2 separate regions of the Homo sapiens genome follow, and region 2 is linked to region 1. A link is a loop called in an ENCODE intact Hi-C map of the cell type or tissue named here. Cell type or tissue: endothelial cell of umbilical vein. All regions are shown on one strand.

Region 1 (8,000 bases):
ATAGGTTATTGTCTTAATTTTCACCACAATCCTATGGGGTATTTATTATTAACCAATGGCTTTCACAGATGGGGAAACTGATGCTCAGAGAGGTTAAGTAACTTGTCCAGGGTGACATATGCAGCAGCCTGCCAAGCTGGGACTCAAAGTGAAATTTACCTGACCCCACAATCTTTGCTGACCAGAAAGTTGTAATCTGACACTGTCGTCTCTTATTTACTTACTTTTGGTGTTAACTTGATATCCAAACACCCTCATAAGTCAATGTTTTATTTACTAATTCTTGGCAGCCAACTCCATCTTATAGGCACCCCTCCCCCTCAAGAAAGCAGAAGTCACAGAGCTGCCAAATGCGAGCCGATTGAAGCAAGTGCTGAGAACTGACTGTACCGTGATGGTTTCCAAAAGGTCTCTGCAAAGCAGGGCTGCAGGAAGCCCAAGTGTTAGATTAGACAAGAACAGGGAAAGGACTTTACCCAAAACAAAAGCACTGGGAACACAGGGCCCCTGCCACAACCCAGAGAACCTTGACTCTGAAGGAACATAGGGCCTGGCAAGATGGACACTGCCGAACCACAGGCAAGGAGGTCCCGGATCGCTACTTCCCACCGGAAAAGAGGCTTTCCTAATTGGCACCCTGCTTTTCCTGTTCTGGAGTCAAAGCTCTCAGTGTCTTGGGGAAAGGAGTGACAAGGGGACACATGACAGGGTTGGGCAGTGGACGTTTACACACTCAGAGCTGGCTGCTCCAGCCACAAAAGCCAACAGTGAGCTCTCACTTTGGATCTCTGCAACTGGGAGCTGGCCTTGCTTGCAACTTGTGCACTTGGGTCACGAGTGAAGGAAGATGCTCACTAATGGCACTGCTAGTGGTACTCTGGAGAAACCCTCACAGGTGAATACAGGAGGCCCCGTCCTGGGGGTATGCACTCAGCCCTGCCTCAGTAAGCCTGAAACCAGGTGAATGTGAGCCCTGAGGTACATCCAGTCTGGAGCCACTCAGCAGTAAACACAGACGGAAAAGATGTAGGAGTGAATGATTCCCGAGATGCACTGTTGGAAGGCAGGCCGAAGAAGTAGGTTTATACAGCAGGGCAACTTTAATGCAAAATAAATACAGCCAAATGTGTTCCACAGGCACATCTATATGTATAGATGCAGAGAGAAGATCTGGAAGAACAGAAACTGAATTGAAAACTTTGGTTAACCCTAGGGAGAAGGAGAGGTGAGGGTTAAAGTGGAATTATCCCTTAACTGTAATGTTTTTTAGATGAAAAATGGATATATTTTTACTTGTATAAAAAAATCATTTTATGAGCATGTGTTGCACATCTGAAGCTGAGTGATAAGTACATCAGTGTTCATGTTATACTATTCTCTTTCCTTTTCTGTTTGAAATTTTCCCTACTAAAAAATAATCAGAAAATTGAAAATAAGCGAAATGAGCTTATACTAGTAAAATCCCTAACAAGCTAAAGGAACATTGGGATGGGGCAGAGGTGTGGTGGTAGTGACTTCTGAGTGCCAGGGATTTGGCATTTATGCTTGACTCGCAACCTTAGTGCGGATTCAGTTGCCAAGGATAGCTGGCACAGTTAGAAACTCATCAGAAAGCAACATAGCCCAAATTCTCTTTTTAATGAAAACTTCCTACTGCAATGCCAGGGGGCTGACTACGTGCCAGCCTCTGAACCATTAGCTCATATAATTTTCAAAATATTCCCATGGGTGTTCTCAACCTCTCCCCGCCGACCACCCCCCACTGTACAAATGAGAAAGCTGAGTCTCGGTGTGGCTAAGGGGCAGACACAGTCACAGTTACTTCACACCACGGCCTTAATTCGAACCAAAGTCTGTGCAACTGCAAAGTCTCTTAACATAGAATTTGCTTCTCTGCAAATTTCACCTTTTGAAGAAAATCTAACCAGCAGCCACGTTGGGGGGTCATCAACAACCCATCTGCTCTCCATTCAGGCACTTACTGTTTTCCAGCCCATTGAGTTTTATCTTGCTCAGATCCAGCGGTGCAGCAACACCCACAGTGAAAGGGCTTTTAGGGATGGGATCGCCACCGTAAGTCACCAGAACCTGCATGTTGCCCTGGAACAAGAGAGAAAACTCAGTTTACCTTTGGGTACCAAAAAGCTAACTTGGCATTTAAAATCCCCTCAAGATCCCTCATTCTTCTCACGGACAGGGGAGACTTGATTCCAATCAATGTAGAAAGTATCTTAGATCTATTTCTTCTAGCTTTTGACCACAAGGCAAGAATAACAGAAAAATTAGATCAAATAAGAGCAGCTAATAATAACAGAAGCAACTTAATGAGCATTTTCTACACACCAAGCACCATGCTATGTGCTTTTATGCATTTCCTCAATTCAAGATCAAAACAGTCCTAAGGGGTAGTTCCTACTGTCATCTCATTTTTTCAGGAGAGGAAACTGTGGCTCAGACTGGTAAAGGAACGTGCCCCAAGTCACACACCTTGGTAAGGGTGCGAGCTGGGCCTCATACCCATGGCCCCCAAATCTGTGTCCTAGCTGCTCTGCCACACCACCTCCCCATCATCATACCCAGTGCCAGCCAGTGCAGCTGGGCCTGGGGCCACTCACCAAACAGAACCATTTCTGTCCTAGGAATCAGTTTGAGGCCCCCAGGCTGCAACAGGGATTTGCAAGAGTTCACCTAGACCTGTGCTAAGACCATCGCACAATATCTGAACTTCCATTTCCATGTGAAAGAAAATAAAATTGCAAGTGTGAAGGCAGATGGTGCTTGCAGGATTGGCAGGCACCCTCACGGGTGGCCGGGTGGCACGCGATAGCCATGTGTGCGCCATTTCTCTCCTCTCGCCGGTTCCAGGCTGGCACACAGCCGGCTTCTTCTCTCCATGGTTGGCCAAGTTCCCTCCCTCCAAATCGAGGCTCCAAGAAATCTCATGGCTGTCTCAGTAGATCAAGATCCCCTTCACCACAATCGGCCAGGCATAATGTAACAGGAAAGTGTGAGGGAGAGACGAGTTCCCCCCAAGAATCCAGCAGCCTTGCTGGAATGCAGGCCCTGCTGAAAGCTGTTGCTGATCAAGTGTTAAAAGGGTGTAGCATTTGGCCTATGTATATTTTGTCACATTCCTTTTGTAATAAGGAAGGGGGTAAAGGCCAAGAAAAAAAAAAAAAAACTGGTTGCATCAATGAAGAGAGGATTAATTTTCCAGCATTTTTAAGCACTGCACACAAAACCAATTGGCCCCCTGCCTCATGTGAACAACATTTCCTGGTAAAATGTGTACAGGTCAAATTCAACAGAGCTGGGAGCCAGCCAAGGGGCAGGAAAGGTCTCCTTTTTGTACTGTTTAAGGCAGGACTGACTCGCTACTTCAGCCAACGTGGCATTCCCAACGTGCCAACTCTTCCCGAGCTTCCGTTTCCCCACAGCCCCTAACAATTCAGGGGCTCACTAAGCAGACCTCAGGCTAACCAGAGGTCTTGGGGATACCTCCTCCCTCACCCGCATAAAGTTTTCTGGCCTCTTCTCTGAAGTGCTAAAAAAGAGAGGGAAAAACCCTCTTCCAGTTAAGCCCACCCATCCCATAAAAGAAAGTATGCTCTTGTTACCAGTCAAAAACAAAACAAAAACTCAGATAGAAAATGAACTGTACCTTAAATAACCTAAGAAGGGGGAGGGAAAAAATCTCGGAGATTTACACCTACAATGCCTACAGCATTTTAAAGTGTCCCCTGAGGCCCCAACTAAGGAATGGACTGTGTTTATTCCCCAACAGGGCTATGAAGTGAGGGATGTCTGGGTAGTGATGGCCAGTGCATTTCGCCACGACTTCGCAGGCTGCAAGACAGTTTCACTCTCCTCTACATGCTTCTGAAACCTGAATCTTATTCTTCAAAATATACATACACAAGACACTGACCAGACAGCTCAGAAGAGGATGGGACTGAGAGAGCCACCCTCAGCACCATCCCTTTTAGGGCCCTCCAGGAGCAGCCAGGACCACCACGTTAAGAACATTTCAAGGTAGAAGCTGTTACTCTGTGAGGGTCTGTGAGCTCACAGGGATTTCTAAAGGTGCCAGAGTACTACATGGAGTGGTCCCCAATCCTAGTGGCTCCCAGCACAGCACGTAATGGAGACATTGCCACCAGCTTCTCAAACTGCTCTGCGCAGGGGAACGTGCGGTGAGAAATTTAAGCTGCTTGAAGCCACCCACAACCAAGAGAAGAGAAGACCAAAGTCCTCAGGGAAATCACTTCCCTTCTATAAAACCGAGTCTTTGACCTCTGGGAGGGTCCTCAAGCCCCAAGCCAACAAGTCCATTCCTCTAAGGCAAAACGCGCTCTACTTTTGCATCCTCAAGGGACTCACAGGATCCTACAGCCATCCACATCACTCATCCACCCCAGGCAGGCAAGCACCTGCAAGCTGTCACTCAGGGACTTTGCGAGGTGGAGTGGCAGGCCTGCAGGTGTCAGGGAGCAAAACCAGCAATCAGGGACCTGGGTTACTCAGGCAGGACCTCGGCTCCCCACGTGGCACAGCCTGTGTTCTGAGGGGGAAGCGCCCACACCAGGCCAGGACACACCCATGCCCAAGCAGCCACCTTTCTGGGGATTTCCAGCCTGTTATACCCTAAAACTACCATGAGAAGGTGTGCCTGTGGGTGTCAGCCCTCAAAGTATGCTCCCTCCCCCGTGTCAGGGGGTGGCTTTCTGGGCTGACCCAGGTCTCTTAACCACATCCAAGGGCACACTTCCTTAGCCCAGTCTTGAGCTTTTAGCTGCTCTTCAGAAAACAGAGTTCAAAGGAGAATGAGGAGGTGTTGGCATCACTCCTCTACCAGATTACAACGTTCTTAGGCCATCTCCGCTTGTGAATCCAGGCGCCATGTCATTTATTCGCTCACTCACAGCCATTAATCCACACAGAGCACTTATAGGGCCAGGCTCTGTGCTGGGGGTGGGGGTGGGAAGGAAATTCAATCTAAGGAGAGATTTAATGTGTTCTTTGCCATAGAAAAATAGGCAGAATTGCAAGTTGCCCAAATAATGAAACAATAAACCCAGCTCCAAGCAACAAACAACAAGAAGGACCCCAGTGCCACCCTGCAAGTCATTCACACTTGTGATTTACCTGAGGACTTTGGTCTTCTCTTCTCTTGGTTGTGGGGTTGTGGGTGGCTTCAAGCAGCTTGGATGTTGCCACTTGGTGGCAACGACCGCCACCAAGGCCCACCCGGCTCCTTGAATGCATCCTGGGAGCATCCGGACACAAAGCCCTAAGTGAGTACTCAGCATGGCAGCAGTTCTCAAACCTGCTGCTATCAGAGAACTGGATGAATGTGACCTTGGGGTGACTCTGAAGTAAGGAGCCTCCCACTCCAGCATTACTTCAAAGGGGACAAAACCGGACCTAGGCTCCTAATCTCCACTTCTGCCTCAACCAGCAGCAGGGGACGTCTGGGGTACTGGGTTCTGCAGTCCTTTCCAAGGATGCAGGTCAAACCCTGACCCTGTCCTGATATCTGCAACTTACTTTCTAACGGCTCAGCCAAAACACTAAAAGGCATATAGACATAGAATAAAGCAGAAGTCACAAAATGTTTTTAGAAGACGTCATGGCCTTGTGATCCCAGTCATTGTACGCAGACAGCTATGGCTTTCTGGTGCTTTCTCCTAAAGAATATGGAGAATTTGGCAACAAAGAAGATTCAGCGTGGTGCACCCAGTAGTAAGGCTCCCACCAACCCTCAGAACCATCAGCAGGAAAATAATTACCTACTTACTATTGAGTGGCCTGATGAGAAAAGAATGCTCTATCTATAAAAGTGTTAGTTTTATCATTACTAATAATGAATGTTTTGTTTTGGATTTTTTATTTTAAAGCACAGGAAGAGCAAGTCTGGAGATAAGAAGCCGCGTTTATAACCTGCACACGAGAACTGTTAACGGCGTGAAAAGGCAAACCAAGGAGTGAGAGAATATATTTGCAAATCATTTATCTGATAAGGAACTAATATCCAGAATACATGGAGAATTCCTAAAACTCAACATAAAATTAAGAAGGTTGATATAAAAATGGGCAAGTAGATAATTCTCCAAAGAAAATATGCAAAGGACCAATAAGCACATGAAAAGATGATCAGCATCACTAATCATTAGGAAAATGCAAATCAAAACCACAATAAGACACCATCTTACACTCAACAGGATGGTCACTATCAACAACAACAACAACAACAAAAAAAAAAAACAGAAAAAAAACAAATGTTAGCAAGGATGTGGAGAAACCAGGACCCTTGCATGCTGTTGGCAGGACTGTAAAGTAGTGCAGCCACTGTGGAATACAGTATAGTAGTTTCTCAAAAAATTAAAAAGAGATTTCCATATGATCCAGCAATTCCATTTCGGGTTTATAATCACAAGAATTAAATGCAGAGACTCAAAGAGATATTTGTACACCCAGCATTATTCACAACAGACAAAAGACGGAAGCAACCCAAATGTTCTTCAACAAATGAAGATGGCCGGGCGCGGTGGCTCATGCCTATAATCCCAGCACTTTCGGAGGCTGAGGTGGGCAGATCACCTGAGATCAGGAATTCAAGACCGGCCTGGCCAACATGGTGAAACCCCATGGTGAAACCTTGGCCAACATGGTGAAACATCTATACTAAAAATACAAAAATTAGCTGGGCATGGTGGCACGTGCCTGTACTTCCAGCTACTCGGTAGGCTGAGGCAGGACAATCACTTGAACCCAGGAGACAGAGGTTGCAGTGAGCCGAGACAGTGCCACTCCAGCTTGAGGAACAGAGCGAGTCTCAAGAAAAAACAAACAAAAAACAGACGAAGAGAGAAGCAAAACATATATACATACAGTGGAATGCAGCCTCGAAAAGGAATGAAGTTCTGACACGTGCTACAACATGGAGGACATATAGGAAGAAAAATAAATCAGTCACAAAAAGACAAATACTGAGGTCAGGCGCAGTGGCTCATGCCTGTAATATCCGCAGGTTTGGAGGCTGAGGTGAAAGGATTGCCTCAGCCCAGGAGTTGGAGACCAGCCTGGCCAACATGGCGAAACCCCGTCTCTACCAAAAATACAAAAATTAGCCAGGTGTGGTGGCATGTGCCTGTAATCCCACCTGCTCGGGAGGCTGAGGCAGGAGAATCGCTTGAACCTGGGAGGCAGAGGTTGCAGTGAGCTGAGATCATGCCACTGCACTCCAGCTTGGGCAACAGAGCAAGACTTTTGTCTAAAAAATAAATAAATAAAAATAAAAATTTGGGGAAGAAAGCACAAACAGCAGCAAGCCTGGATGTAAGGGGCCACATTTATAACACGACACACAGAATCCCTTCGCCCAGGGAATCCCTCCCACTGCAGGGATGTTCTCACAGTAAGGATTCCATCTCCAAGGGAGTGCAGCCCCCAAACTCAGGGGACAGTTACACCATGACCCCTTCCTCACTATAATCCTCTTTCTTCCCCACTTGACTCTTGACTGCTCCTCGCTGAGAGGACCCAGACGGGAGCAAGGCTTCTGAGCAGTGCTTCTGCAGAAAGCGTTGCCCTTCTTCTCCTACAAATGGCATTTCAAACACAGCAGGATCATTTCCCTTAAGAATAAAGGAATCTCAGAGGCTTGGAACAACCACTTCGAACACTAGGCTTAAGTATTAAAATCCAGACTTTTCTGCCAGGATGTCTGCTCTCCAGACCCCAGAGGTGTGAACATGAAGCGAAACAAAATTTTAAACAAATATAATGGATACAGGGCTTCAGTTTTACAAGATGTAAAGAATTATGGAGATGGATGGTGGTGATGGGTGCACGACATAATGAATGCACTTAACACTAATGAACTATACACTTAAAAATGGTTAAGACGGTAAATTTTGTGTTATGTGTATTTTACCACGATACAAATTTTTTTTAATGTTTTTAAACAAATAAACATTAACTTGTACAGAGAGGCAGTT
Region 2 (8,000 bases), 170 kb after region 1:
CTAGAGAGTCCGGGCCTGACCCCTCCTGGTTCAACGCAGAGCACTCTCAGATGCACTTAGGGTCAGGCTTGGGCAGGGAATGGCTGCAGCGGTCCCACCAGCCTCTACCTTTATTCTACAGACAATAATGTCAAAAGCAGCTGCAGCAGCAGCAACAGTCACCACTCAGGGCCTGGCCTGGCCTGGCCAGGCCATGTGCGGTCCACCTGAGAATGGAGAAGTCTGGACGCAGATGACAGGAGCCCCTCGCTTCCCAAAGATCAACGTGCAAGGCACTTCCTAAGTGCTGACAGTCTTGCTCCACCCAGCAGGGATGTGGAAGGCCAGACCTGGTGTCTGCTTAGGCCTCTAACCTCAGGGAGGCCTTCTGTTTCTCACCAAGCCAGCTCTAGTTCTAGCTGGAAAGGCTGTTGTTCCCAACTTTTGTTTCTGGGCCTCTAACTGCCCTGTCAAGCTTACCCTGGGTTATGAGTGTTCATAAAGGAAACTGCCACCTGCGTCAACTCAAAAGTGACTGAGAAATTACCTTCCAAACTAGACCCAGGATGAGGAGCTAGGAAAGAGCTCATTCACAAAAGCAGGGCAAGTTGGGAAGTGGGGACAGGAAGCAGGGCTGGCCTCTGCCTACAAGTCACCTGGGCATGTGACCATCAGAGAGGCTTCCTTTATCCTAATCAGGAACTGCCCTTGCCCTGTTTTCTGGGGACTGGAAATTTTCCAGCGTGTCCATCAGGAACAGCCTATCTCACCAAAAAAGCGGCAAAGCTGTGTCTGCAGGTGAGAGTGATTCGGATAATCATCATCATCGTCAGCAGGAAACATTTATTCAGAGCTTCCCATATGCTGCTCTAAGCACTCTCTGATAGGCTGTGTACCATTATCACCCCCATTTCACAGATGAGGTAACTGAGGCCCAGAGAGGTGAAGAAATGTCAGGAGTCACACACAGTGGCGGACAGAATTGGGAACTGAATCCTGGAAGTTGATTCCAAGGTCTCTCTTTATACCCTACATGGTACTGACTTCGGAGGTGGAGATGCCCTGTCTTTCACTGAGCCTTCACTGGCTGACACTGAATCCCAGAATGCTGGGGACAGATCAAAGCTGACATCAACGTTGCCTGTTGCTCTGTTCTTTCCAGCACCCCAAATGCCCCTATCAAGCCAGGGGTCTGTGGTGCTGAGTAATGAGAAATGAGTTTGGTAATGTAGGTGTTAAAAGTTGAGTTGTGTCCCCAGCAAAAAGATATGTTTAAGTCCTAATTCCCCAGTACCTGAGAATGTGACTTTATTTGGAAATAGAGACTTTGCAGATGTAATCAAGTTAAAATGAGGTCATACTAGATTAAGATGGCTCTAAATCCAATCACTGGTGTCCTTATAAGGAGAGAGTTGGAGCCTACAGATACACAAGGAAGATGGCCATGTGACCACAGAGGCGGAGACTGGAGTGATGCTGCTGCAGGCCAAGAATGCCGAGGACTGCCCGCAACCATCAGGAGCTGGGGGAGAGGCATGGACAGATTCCCTCCAGTGCCTCTCAGAGGAGCCAGCCTTTCCGACACCTTGATTTTGGACTTCTGTCCTCATGAACTGCAGAAGAATGGATTTCTGCTGTTCTAAGCCACTTAGTTGGCGGTAATTTCTTATGGCAGCCCTAGCAAACTAAAAGAGCCACTTTTTCAAATCATCTCTTAAACCAGCTTTGTCCTTTTGTTGGTTTCCTTGTTAATGAATTAAATCAATCTTTGACATGTGGTCACTCTATACTTGTATGAGACCCCTTCTGAAAATTATACTTTGCTGTAGCGCAGACCCAGAGCTACTATTTCAGTTTACTCTGCCAATTTGCTGGCAAGCAACGTCCTCCACCAGCCATGCATCTGTCCTAGGCACTGGGAAAATCCAGGCTGAGCCCCCAGCTCCCCCTGGATGGTGGTCCAACCAGAGCTTGGCAGGAGCAAAGAGCTTTCGCAGCTTGGGCTGTTTTTAGCAGCTGGAGGGGCAGAGGCAGCCTGGCAACAGAAAGCTGAGAGGTGGAGGGCAAGGGGAAGTGTGACCTTTTCAAACCTAGCCACATTCGAGGAGTGGAGCAGAGAAAATACTCGTAAATCCATATCTGACATGCTGGGTGCTGAGGCTCAGTGACATGAAGCAGGCGGCCAAACAGCCCACTGAGGACAGTGAGGTCATCTTGAGGCTGAGTCACTCAGATTGGCAGAGCAGTGTGTGCATGGAGGAAGTCAGTTTCCTTTGCACCAGACAGAGCGGGATTCGCAGGGTGGGCCTCAGAGCCCGGGCCTCAGCCCTTTTGCCCTTTGATTCCCCAGGCTTCTGGGAGGAGGCTTAGGTTCCAACCTGGCTCCTTTCTCAGGACAGCTTTAGAACTGAGGCATGTGGTGAGAAGAGGGGAGCGGGGGCTCAGCAGCTGAGTTTGAACCTCCTCTCCTTCACTTACTGAACTGCATGATCAGGAACACCAATCTGACCTTCAGTTTCCTTCCTTGCAAAATTACTCCTTTTCCATAAGTGGTAATTTTATTTGGGCTTATCATTCTCATGAGGCCTCCATGGGGTCAGGGATGAGAAAGCACAGGGTCTAGCAAGAAACTGGCACATAAACATTAAAAAAAAATTTCCTCATCTTCAAATGTGACTCCCTTGGCTTTTTTGAGGAAATCATTCTGAGCAGGAGAGTGGAATGCAAAAGCAATTTAAATAATTTTTTTCCAAAAGTGGAAAATATCTTTTTTTTTTTTCCTCTGTCTCACTCTGTTCACCACAATACAATCTCCACCTCCAGGTTCAAGCGATTCTCCTGCCTCAGCCTCCTGAGTAGCTGGGATTACAGGTGCCCACCACCACAACCAGCTAATTTTTGTATTTTTAGTAGAGACGAAGTTTCACCATGTTGGCCAGGCTGGTCTCGAATTCCTGACCTCAGGTGATCCACCCGCCTCAGCCTCCCAAAGTGCTGGGATTACAGGCGTGAGCCACTATGCTCAGCTGAAAATATCTTTTAATTTAAAAAGTTACTTCATTCTGTCAATTCGAAGACGCACATTTTTTTCACATTTCAACATCTCAAAAATGCAGATGTGTCTAATAGATGACACATTGTAGCAGTTTGCTTTCAGGGGAGTACAGAAAATAATTGTCTTTCAATCAATGGCATCTTAGACTCAGGAAATGTGGTCTAAAAGGGATATATGTTCATTGTGTAAAGTTTTTCTAATTATTATTATTATTTTATTTTTGAGACAAGGTCTCCCTCTGTTGCCCAGGCTGGAGTGTAGTGGCCTGATCACAGGTCACTGAAATCTCAACTTCCCCAGCTCAAGCAATCCTCTCGCCTCAGCCTCCTGAGTAGCTGGGGCCACAGGTGCACATCACCATGCCCAGTTAATTAAAAAAAATTTTTTTTTTGTAGAGACGAGGCCTGTGTTGTCCAGGCAGATCTTAAACTCCTGAGCTCAACTGATCCTCCTGCCTCAGCCTCCCAAAGTGGGGATTACAGGCGTGAGCCACGGCACCCAGCACCGTATAAAGTTTAGACACACAGAAGTATACATAATAAAGACTCCCTGAGTTCAGCTCTCCAGAGAATACCACCACCCTAGAGAAAGTCCACTTTGTGTGCAAGAGCATGCTTCTGTTTTTGTTCTAATTGCCCAGAAACTCTCCTCAGACCAGTCACCCACACCTTCTCCTATTTCTGAGAGCCAAATTAATGCTCAACTAAGGATAGCAACACATTATAAATTAGGATTTCATGATTAGTCACTTTCCCCACCCCCAGCCCACGTGGCTGGCACCTTTCCTCACTGCCCAGGCCTGTCTGGAGTGGCAGTGCAGTGCCCTGTGCTGACCAGAAGGTGTGGGGCTGAGGAAGTCAATGATTCAAGCCTTTACAAAAGTGTACGTGCAGTGCAGTTTGTAGTTTTATTATTTGCAGGTGACAAAAATCAGGGTGGTGTGGGGCCTGAAGGGTTTGGAAAGCTGGAAAGTACTGGGAAATTAGAAAGGTATGTCTTGCTCAAGAACTGGTTTTGTTTCTTGTTTTTGAGATGGGCTCACTCTGTCACCCAGGCTGGGGTGCAGTGGTTCGATCACTGCTCACTGCAGCCTGAGATTCCCGGGCTTAAGTGATCCTCTTGCCTCTCAGCCTCCAGAGAAGCTGGGACTATAGGCGTGCACCACCATGCCTGGCTAAGTTTTTTATTTTTTGTAGAGGTTTCACTATCTTGCCCAGGCTGGTCTCCAACTCCTGGCCTCCCACCTTGGCCTCACAAAGTGCTGGGATTACAGGCGTAAGCTACCACACCCAGCCTCAAGGACAGTTTTTTTTTTTTTTTTTTAAACCATCATACAATTTAGTAGAACCACCAGCAGCACCATGCTCAGCTCTATGCCAACTTAACCAAACCAGGAAGAAGGCGTTCACTTGGCCCACAGGAGGTCAAGGGCTGTGTGAGCTTGTGCCGACTCTGCTGAACAGGTACTAGCTATCAGGAGCAAAGCGTTGTGAAGGATTCTGAGATCCACGTCTTTCCAAGAAGACAGGGTCAATGACTTGTCCAAGTTCATTTGACTACCAATCGGTGGAACCAATCTGGAATGCAGTAGTCTATTGTCAAGCAAATCCAGGGCTCTTTCCACCATGCCATGTGGTGGCCTTCCGAGGGCCACCCTCTCCTCACCCCCATCAGCAACATTAAAAACTCTTCTTTGCCCTGAGTCTACCTCTGTGGCTTCATGTGGATCGCAACTTCAGCAGGAGACTGAGATGAGGGGGAAGGGGAAGGAGGCGTGGAAACCCCAGCCTGAGGGACCTCTGGCTATGAATGAGGCTTCTGTCTGCCTGCGCTGTGCGTCTGGAATTTTGTATGAAAGCAATGAACTGGAAGGAGGTGAAAGCACGTTCGCAAAAGCAAGGCCACCACAGGCCCTCTCCCTTGCTTATAAAAGACTTGCTTTGTTTCAGGCAAAGCAAAGGAGAAGCTAGGGATATGCTGAGGTTTGGTGGCGCTCAGGTGTTTGAGGTTAACGTGCCAATGACTAGGAGGAGGTGGCCATCAGAAAAATCAGGAGCCCAACCCGAACCTGAGGTTTCGGACTCCTAATCATCTTCACAGCCATGCTCATATTTGTGTAATGCTTTATAGTGTGCGGAATGCTTTCTCAGACATTTTCTCAACAGAGGGAGAGCTTAGGGAGGGATGAAGAGCGCCGATTCATGCAGCCTTCTATCTGGCTGTCTGGGTGACTGTGGTGTGCCAGGCACTGTGGATGCTGTGCTTTGTTCATCACTGTCCCCATCCTTAGGAGTCTGACGGATGGGTAGAAGTCCTGGCCTCCCTGCCTGCCAGCTTCAGGACCTTGCACAAGTTAATCAATCGTTGTAGCAGCTGCAAAAGGGAGAATGACAGTGGCTGCCTAGCAGGGTGGCTGTGAGGATTAAAGGAGCTCTGGGGGTGAGGGGCCTGGCTTATGACAAGGCCTTAATCGATGGTGGCTATTAGCCGTCATGGCCAGTGAGATGCGAACAGTAAGGCTGGGCACAATACGGTCTAGCCTGGAAGCATCTGGGTATGCCTGGATGTCATTCCCACCTAGAAAAACGGTATGGTGGTGGGCAGCAAGGGGTTACGGGGAGTTGCTGCATCGTGTCAGGCAGGCTGTGGACTCCTGGTGGGAGGGGCCCACAGGGCTGGGGAATGCTGGTTAATAGAGTCCAAGGAACTGTGCGGCTTTCCACTTTAACCACAATATACAAGTACTGAGATCGAATGAGGGTCAAATTGTATCATTCCTCTCCTCCATCCCTCCCCTAGGTCCCCATCTCACTCAGAGGAATAGCTACAATCCTCAGAATGACCTACAAGGTCCTACACAATTGGGTCCCCACTACCTCCCTGACCTCTGCTCCTCCGGTTCTCTTTCTTCCTCTCTTTGCTGGCCACAAGGGCCTCCTTGACCATCCTCAAATATGCCAAGCACGCTGTGGTCTCGGGGCCCTTGCACATGCTGTTCCCACTGCCAGATATGTTCTTCCCCCAGATATTTATTTTATAGTTCCCTCATTTCCTTCAGACTTCTCAAACGCCATCTTTTCAAAGAGGTCTTCTTTGACTACTTTATATAAAATAGCAACCCGCTGATGGTGGTCCCTATCCACCACACATGCTGAATCTCCCCCCACCAGAGCACTTATTAACCTATGACATATTTAATTAATTAATTTATTTTGAGATGGAGTCTTGCTCTGTCACCCAGGCTGGAGTACTGTGGTGCAGTCTTGGCTCACTGCAACCTCTGCCTCCCAGGTTCAAGTGATTTTCCTGACTCAGCCTCCCGAGTAGCTGGGACTACAGGCATGCACCACGCCTGGCTAATTTTTGTATTTTTAGCAGAGATGGGGTTTTGCCATGTTGTCCAGGCTGGTCTTGAACTCTTGACCTCAAGTGATCCACCCACCTCGGCCTTCCAAAGTGCTGGGATTACACGTGTGAGCCACTGTGCCCGGCCCTGTGACATATTTTATAACATATACAAGCATGTTATCTGTCTCTTTCTCCACTAGAAATGTAAGTTCCATAAGGGCAAGGATTTTGTTTGTTTAAGTGTTAGGACTTAGCACTATGTTTGGCATGCAACGGGTGCTCAAAAAATATTATTGAATGAATCAATTACTGTTGAGAGAAAACAGCAGGCTGCTATACAGTGGTATGGCGGGAGTCCTTTTTCATCACCTAGAACTAATATTTGTTTGAGATTGCTTCATGTAAGCATTGACTAAACCCTTTACATGCATTAGCTTATTTAAGCAGGTACTATTATTATTATTATTTTTAGATGGAGTCTCGCTCTGTTGCTTAGGTTGGAGTGCGATGGCATAATCTCAGCTCACTGCAACCTCCACCTCCCGGGTTCAAGCGATTTTCCTGTCTCAGCCTCCTGAGTAGCTGGATTACAGGCTCCTGCCACCACGCCCGGCTAATTTTTGTATTTTTATTAGAGACGGCGTTTCACCATGTTGGTCAGCCTGGTCTTGAACTCTTGACCTCGTGATCCACCCACCTCAGCCTGCCAAAGTGCTGATATTACAGGCATGAGCCAACGCACCCAGCCCAGGTACTATTATTATCTCATATTTATTTATTTATTTATTTATTTATTTTAGAGGGAGTCTTACTCTGTTGCCCAGGCTGGAGTGCAATGGCGCAATCTCGGATCACTGCAACCTCTGCCTCCTGGGTTCAAGTGATTCTCCTGCCTCAGCCTCCAGGGTGGCTGGGAATATAGGCACCCACCACCACGCCTGGCTAATTTTTGCATTTTTAGTAGAGATGGGGTTTCACCATGTTAGCCAGGATGGTCTCGATCTCCTGACTTCATGATACGCCCGCCTCGGCCTCCCAAAGTCCTGGGATTACAGGCATGAGCCACCACACTCAGCCTATTTTTTATTTTTTAACACAGAGTCTCACTCTGTTGCCTAGGCTGGAGTGGAGTGGTGCAATCTTGGCTCACTGTAACCTCTGCTTCCTGGGTTCAAGCGATTCTCCTGCCTCAGCCTTCTGAGTAGCTGGGATGACAGGTGCCTGCCACCACGCCTGGCTTTTTTTTTCTTTTTACTTTTTAAATTTTTTTGAGCCAGAGTCTTGCTCTGTCACCCAGGCTGGAGTGCAGTGGCGCGATCTCGATACACTGCAAGCTCCGCCTCCTGGGTTCAAGTGATTCTCCTGCCTCAGCCTCTCGAGTAGCTGGGATTATAGGCATGCACCATGTCCGGCTAATTTTTGTATTTTTAGTAAAGACGAGATTTCACCATGTTGGCCAGGCTGGTCTTGAACTCCTGACTTCAGGTGATCCACCTACCTTAGCCTCCCAAAGTGCTGGGATTACAGGCGTGAGCCACCGCACTCAGCTGCCTGGCAAATTTTTGTATTTTTTGGTAGAGATAGAATTTCACCATGTTGGCCAGGCTGGTCTCAAACT

The links. Peaks named below come from ENCODE experiments on the same cell type or tissue, not always from the same donor. Only the 100,000 strongest peaks of a DNase experiment are listed, where the experiment ranks them.
Region 2: it touches region 1 in a loop (4-fold over the local background); 5 of 110 quality-filtered maps call a loop at or near these places.

Annotation. Positions count from the first base shown.
Region 1 is chr3:58,112,972-58,120,971 of GRCh38, reverse strand. It overlaps FLNB (filamin B), which reads right to left. Exons shown (of 46, transcript NM_001457.4): 19 at 1,983-2,100. Among named protein-coding and RNA genes, the nearest start is that of FLNB-AS1, 54 kb to the left of the region's middle. RefSeq lists a silencer at 4,480-4,629. In endothelial cell of umbilical vein, no CTCF peak of the experiment used is centred here; a DNase peak (open chromatin) is centred at 3,291; H3K27ac peaks cover 2,755 bases.
Region 2 is chr3:57,945,817-57,953,816 of GRCh38, reverse strand. No RefSeq gene overlaps it. Among named protein-coding and RNA genes, the nearest start is that of FLNB, 59 kb to the left of the region's middle. In endothelial cell of umbilical vein, a CTCF peak has its summit at 3,868; DNase peaks (open chromatin) are centred at 1,416, 2,186 and 3,816; H3K27ac peaks cover 3,401 bases.